Regions from separate parts of the Homo sapiens genome. Here region 2 is linked to region 1. Evidence: read pairs that join two places in POLR2A ChIA-PET (ENCODE). Cell type or tissue: Caco-2. All regions are shown on one strand. Links, peaks and the distances in the headings refer to the core of each region. The heading gives the core; the rest is flanking DNA.

Region 1 (2,922 bases), core at 107-2,606:
GTTGATGTTACTGCTGGAGGGGTATAATGAGGCATGTCCGACTCCTCTTCCATCATGGCCTGAACCAGATTTTCAGGTCAATGCTGGAATGCCCTTGGCCGGGAGGAGGGGTCCATTCAGATGGTTGGGGGGGGCCTTAGAATTTTATTTTTGGTTTACATGGTGTTTTGGGCTTCCCACAGCCAAGTTCCCTGGATTTTCCCCTTGGGAGCCTCCCCTCCTCTACTCTCATTCTTTTTTTTTTTTTTTTTTTTTATTATTATACTTTAAGTTTTAGGGTACATGTGCACATTGTGCAGGTTAGTTACATATGTATACATGTGCCATGCTGGTGCGCTGCACCCACTAACTCGTCATCTAGCATTAGGTATATCTTCCAATGCTATCCCTCCCCCCTCCCCCCACCCCACAACAGTCCCCAGAGTGTGATGTTCCTCTTCCTGTGTCCATGTGTTCTCATTGTTCAATTCCCACCTATGAGTGAGAATATGTGGTGTTTGGTTTTTTGTTCTTGTTTGTGCTTTGGGTGGAACACAGGGGTAGGTGTTCAACCATGAGCTATAATCCTGGACATGTGACCCAAACCTAGCCAATCAGAACATCACATCCTCCTAGACACAGCAATTGGTTCTGAGATGGACACGTAATCCAAGCCATGGCAATCAGTCCAATTGGAGCCAATCCTGAGTCTTTTGTTTGAACAACCGGAAAGAGTTGGTGAGAACCAGACTCTTTTCCACTGGTCTTGGGGAAGCAACCCTGCAAGCCAGGAATAACCTAAGGCCATCAGCAGAGGACGGCCATCAGCAAGGAAATCAACCCAAAGGAAGCAGAACACAGAGAAGGAGAAATATCAGGTCTTGAAGACATGTTTGGAGCCCCTGGATCTAGCTATACCTGAACTCACATTGCCCCTGGACTGTTGCCATGTGACCCAACAAAGTCTTTTTTTTTTTACTTAAATTAGTTTGACTTTCCTGTCACTTGCAGCAAAGAAGACCCTGATTAATACTCTATTTTCTGAAAACATCTGAGTTTTTTGATGCCTTTAACCTAAGAATTTCAGCTTTAATACACTATATGAGTAATTAATGATGCAGGTCTCAGGAGGGTGAAGCAGGAGTTACCAGGTCACAAAGGCCCCAAGGGTAACATGTGAAGATCTAGACATTTCTACAGCATAACTAGTGATAACTGTGAAACTTCCAAGGACTCAAGTGGTTAAAGTTAACTGTATCTGAAATTCAAACACTAACTGGAATTAGTCACATTTAACTGGAATTAGAATGCATTAGGTCACCTATTTCCATTGTAATACCAAATTAGTTCCCATTAATTGGCCCCTATTTATTTTCAATCACATGCTTCTGTCAGATATTTGTACTGGCATTTCAGTCAGGAAGACGTTAGCTAGGCCTAATTGCTCAGACTGTATTTCACAGACAGCCTGTGCTATCAGATAGCTCTGGAAAGAAAACAATAGATGGCTTAACATGCAACTCTAGGAATGTCAGGTATGTGGTCATAAAATCTAATAATTTCAGAGCAGGGAGAGCCTTAGATTAGCTGCTAACCTTCCCTATGGCCCAAAACATTAAGTGGCCCCACAGCTAAAGTCATTTCTGACTGTTTTTTAAAAGACATTTTCTTAAAGAGTAAAAATCATGACTGTCATACAAATAGAAAATGAACACGTCAAAGGTTTTATTTTATTCACCAATTAATGAGGAAACCCTAAGGTGTTAAACTGGTTCAAAGGAGAATTCAAAGACCAGACGCCTATGTAGGCAATCAGAAATGCCCAGCAATGAGGAAATGCATTTGTTAATAGATGCAAGACTGGTTTTCTCCACCAAACATTCATTTGCATTGACTGTGGATGAGAATCATTTACATTACTATGGTTTTTTTTTTTTTTTTTCATTTACAGAGTTATAAAATAGCTCAAAGACAGTGAAAGGCGCAGACTACTATGAACTTAAAGAACCCAAATTAAAGTACTGGATAGCACCCAGCCATATGACACCAGCCATATGACACCCAGTAATTCTCTCCTTGCCATTCAAAAATTTTTAGTTTTTCCTTTCAGTATATGATGTTTGCATTAACCAAAATATATTACACGTTATTAGAGCATTTTTGTGGTTTTTGAAAAACCTCACTGAGCCTCAGTTTCCTCATTTTGAAAGAAAGGAAATTGTAATATTCATCTTGTAGGGTGTGGTAAAGATTAAACGCAATAATGTCTGGGAAATCCCCTAGAACAGCACACCCAGAACCTAGTTTAGGGAAAAATTTATGCTTCAATGGAAAACTATGCATTGTCTAGGGTATAACCTTCCAGATAATCTGATTCTGATTCTATGGGAGCTCTGTAACTGTATTACTGCCTAATAAAGTTACAGTCATTTATCTAAGTACTGTAGTAATTACAGTACTTACATTCAGTAATTTTGTCCATAGACATGAAAATAAATTCTGTCTGTTAGGGAGAGAACCTGTCTCTTCCCCCGACAATAAAGCCAGTTTTGCAGTCGCTTGCAAATTTATTTCATTATTTCTGATCTATAAAAGTCTTTGTGGTTTGACTTCTCCTTTAAACCAATTGTAACATCTGTCAAAGGCTGGCTCCGCTAATACCACAGACACAACCTCTTGATAAGACAAAGCTGAGTTCATTGCTTACTGCAGTAAAGGAAACACTCTTAGGAGCAGCAAATCCATACGGGTCTACAGCAACCTCAATTCTTGCCTCCTCAGAGAAAGAATTTGACATAAGGCAAAGGAAAGGGCATAAGACAGAGTGAGAGACGGAGGCAAGTTTTAGAGCAGGAGTGAAAGAAAGTAAAGTACACTTGTAAGAGGGCCAAGGGGGCCACTTGAGAGATTCAAGTCTGCAGTTTGACCTTTAACTTAGGGTTT
Region 2 (2,922 bases), core at 292-2,791, 510 kb before region 1:
TGCCCTGGGACTGCAGAGTGCCCCTGTAGGATCGACCTTGCAAATCAACCTTGGATCTGGTAGCTAAGCCCAATAATCAATTAAAATGCAGACCTGTGGGTATTTGGGAAGAATCTACTACAATCTGGGTTTTTCCTTTCTTTGAATTTTCATGGAAACCTGGCTCCAGTCGGGCTGCTTGAGGATCTGTCAGAGACTAGCTTCAGGACTTCAGGCAACCCATGTACTCTTTCTGAACCTAAGTTTAAGGGATCAATTAGCATAGAGGCAGGACAATTCTGTCAAATCAAATTGTCAGTTAAAAATTCCTGCTGAGAGTTCTTTGAAGTCCCTGGAAGTGGAATCTATCCTAGTCGGAGGGGTCACCAACTTCTATCAGGAGGGTAGGACAGTGGATAGTTAAGCTTGCAGATTCTGAGCTAGACTGCCTTGGTTGTAACTCTAGACAACCATTATTAGATGTGTGATCTTGGGCAATGCATAATTATTCTGCAATTTACTTCCTTTTCTGTAAAGTGGAGATGATAATAAGAGTATCTACAGCTCCCAGGGTTGTTGGTTGAAGTAAAGCATTTAGAATGGTATGTGACATGCAACAAACCTTCAAAAAATGTTAGCAGCTTCTAATATTATCGGTTCAGCCACAGGAAATACAGGGCAAAGATCATTGGAAATATGATATAACACCAACTCTTCTTCAACTGTATCATATAGAGTGTATTTTTTGGGGGAAGCATGTAAGTTTCTCTTCCTTATGATATTGTGAATAACAATAGTAATAATAGTGATAATGATAGCTAACATTTATTGAGTTCGTGCTGCGTTCCATCATTGGGCTAAGTACCTGGCATGAATTGATTATTTAACTTATGACATTCCTGTTAGGTAGTATTATTATTAGCTCAGTGTAATCTGCAGCAACTCATACTGTTCTTAAGTGGCAGAGCTTGGACACAAACTCAGGTTTGTCTGAAGCCAAAACTTACGCTCTTATCTCGGTCTAACAGTTATAACCCCAAACCCTCACTAGCACAGAGGGAGAGCAGGTACTGTTGGGGCAAAGTATGGGTCAAGAAACAGGCAGTCCTGGATGTAAAAAGCCAAAATGCAGCAAAGGCACACAGAAACCAAAGCATCATCTCAATTTCAGCATGTTCAGACTTGTCACCATCTAGGGCTAAGGAGCTATCTCATGGTAACTGGTTTTGTTCAAGTTTACAACTCTCACCAAAGTCTCGTTTGTAGAAGCCTCAGCTGGGGCCTTCTCTGAAACTTCCATTGCATCACCCAGCAATTGCATTCCTCCAACCCTGGCTGCCAGCTTTCTCTGCAGAGAAAGCTGCCTTCTCTTTTTCTTGAAGTGCACTGGACATAATCTGAAGGTGCTCCGGGATACTATCAATGTTGGCATCCAGATCCAGATATGAAAGTGTAGTAAGTGTTTCCTGGGTTTGGTATGTCACTGATAAGCTCCCTGTCTCTTGGTTTATAGGCACTGTCAACATTTGAGTTGACATCAGGAGAAGCTGAGGAGAGCCACTTCCTATGTTCATTGCTGACTGAGGAGCAAAGGGCAATGTGAGAAACAACTTAGGCCACCCTCCTCTGAGGAAAATTTCTTGTGTCATCTGGGCAGCCCAGGATTTCCTCTCTAGATTATCTCTACCAGCACAGGAGGTGTGGACCCCACCCTGCTGATACCATTGACAGGGTGCGGCAGAGGGGTTGAGGGGCCTGTGTTGTCAATCAAGAGCTATTTTAGCAGGGACTGCACTGGCTCAGCTGGAGGGACCCAGCCCTGTGCTAGCTAATGAACCTGAAGTCCTGGGTTTCGAGTCCCCTGGTGACTCACCTGGGGCTTATAATGCATTGAATAGTGTCCTCCCAAAATTCATGTCCATCCAGAACCTCAGGATGTCACCTTATTTGGAAATAAGGTGTTTATCGGTGTAATTTAGTTGAAAATCTCAAGTTGAAATCATCCTGAATTTAGGATGCGCTCTAAATCTAATAATTGGTGTACTTAAATCTAATGATTGGTGTCCTTAAAAGAAGAGGACACAGAGAGACATGCAGAGAATAAAGAGATGTGAAGATGTAGGCAGAGATTGGAGTGACATTTCTGCAAGCCAAAGGACTCCAAGGATTGCCAGCAAACACAAAATCCACAATAGAGGCATGGGAGCCTCTGAGCCTCCAGAAGGAACCAACCTTGACGTCTTGACTCAGTCACCTGTTCTCCTGAACTGTGGGAGAATAAACTTCTGGTGTTCTAAGCTGCTCAGTTTGTGGTGATTTGTTACAGCAGGTCTCAAAAGTGAATATGGTGTGTATTCATCCGTTCTCACACTGCTATAAAGAAATACCTGAGGCTGGGTAATTTATAAAGAAAAGAGGTTTCATTGGCTCATGGTTCTGCAGGCTGTACAGGAAGCATGGCAACATCTGCTTCTGGGGAGGCCTCAGGGAACTTTTACTCACGGTGGAAGGCAAAATCGGAGCAGATTCTCTCTCTTGGTCCTGCTCCTGCCATGTAAGATGCTTGCTCTGGCCTTGCCTTCCACCATGGGTGAAACACTTTTAAACAACTAGATCTCATGAGAACTCACTCACTGTGCAGTACCAAGCAGGGAATGGTGCTAAACCATCCATGAGAACTCTGCCCTTATGTTCCAGTCACCTCCCACCAGGCCCCTCCTCCAACACTGGGGATTACAACTGGACATGAGATTTGGGTGGGGACACAGATCCAAACTATATCATGGGGCTTATATTGGGGAATGATGTAAATTCAAGATTCTCACCACGCACTGGAGTGCTCCAGAAACACATTCCCCAAGACACAGGAGAAAGTGAGGGTGGATCAGAACATGCTCTTCCCTGTTGCAGAACAAGTTGCAGCACGGCCCAGTCATTGTAAAG

The links. ChIA-PET counts read pairs that join two places held together with the same protein. Peaks named below come from ENCODE experiments on the same cell type or tissue, not always from the same donor. Only the 100,000 strongest peaks of a DNase experiment are listed, where the experiment ranks them.
Region 2: POLR2A ChIA-PET joins it to region 1 with 7 read pairs; 1 of 35 experiments calls an interaction of 5 or more read pairs at or near these places.

Annotation. Positions count from the first base shown.
Region 1 is chr12:105,444,321-105,447,242 of GRCh38, reverse strand. No RefSeq gene overlaps it. Among named protein-coding and RNA genes, the nearest start is that of C12orf75, 120 kb to the right of the region's middle. In Caco-2, for the core only: no CTCF peak of the experiment used is centred there; a DNase peak (open chromatin) is centred at 1,442.
Region 2 is chr12:105,953,802-105,956,723 of GRCh38, reverse strand. No RefSeq gene overlaps it. Among named protein-coding and RNA genes, the nearest start is that of NUAK1, 180 kb to the left of the region's middle. RefSeq lists an enhancer at 658-1,857. In Caco-2, for the core only: no CTCF peak of the experiment used is centred there; DNase peaks (open chromatin) are centred at 1,313 and 1,543.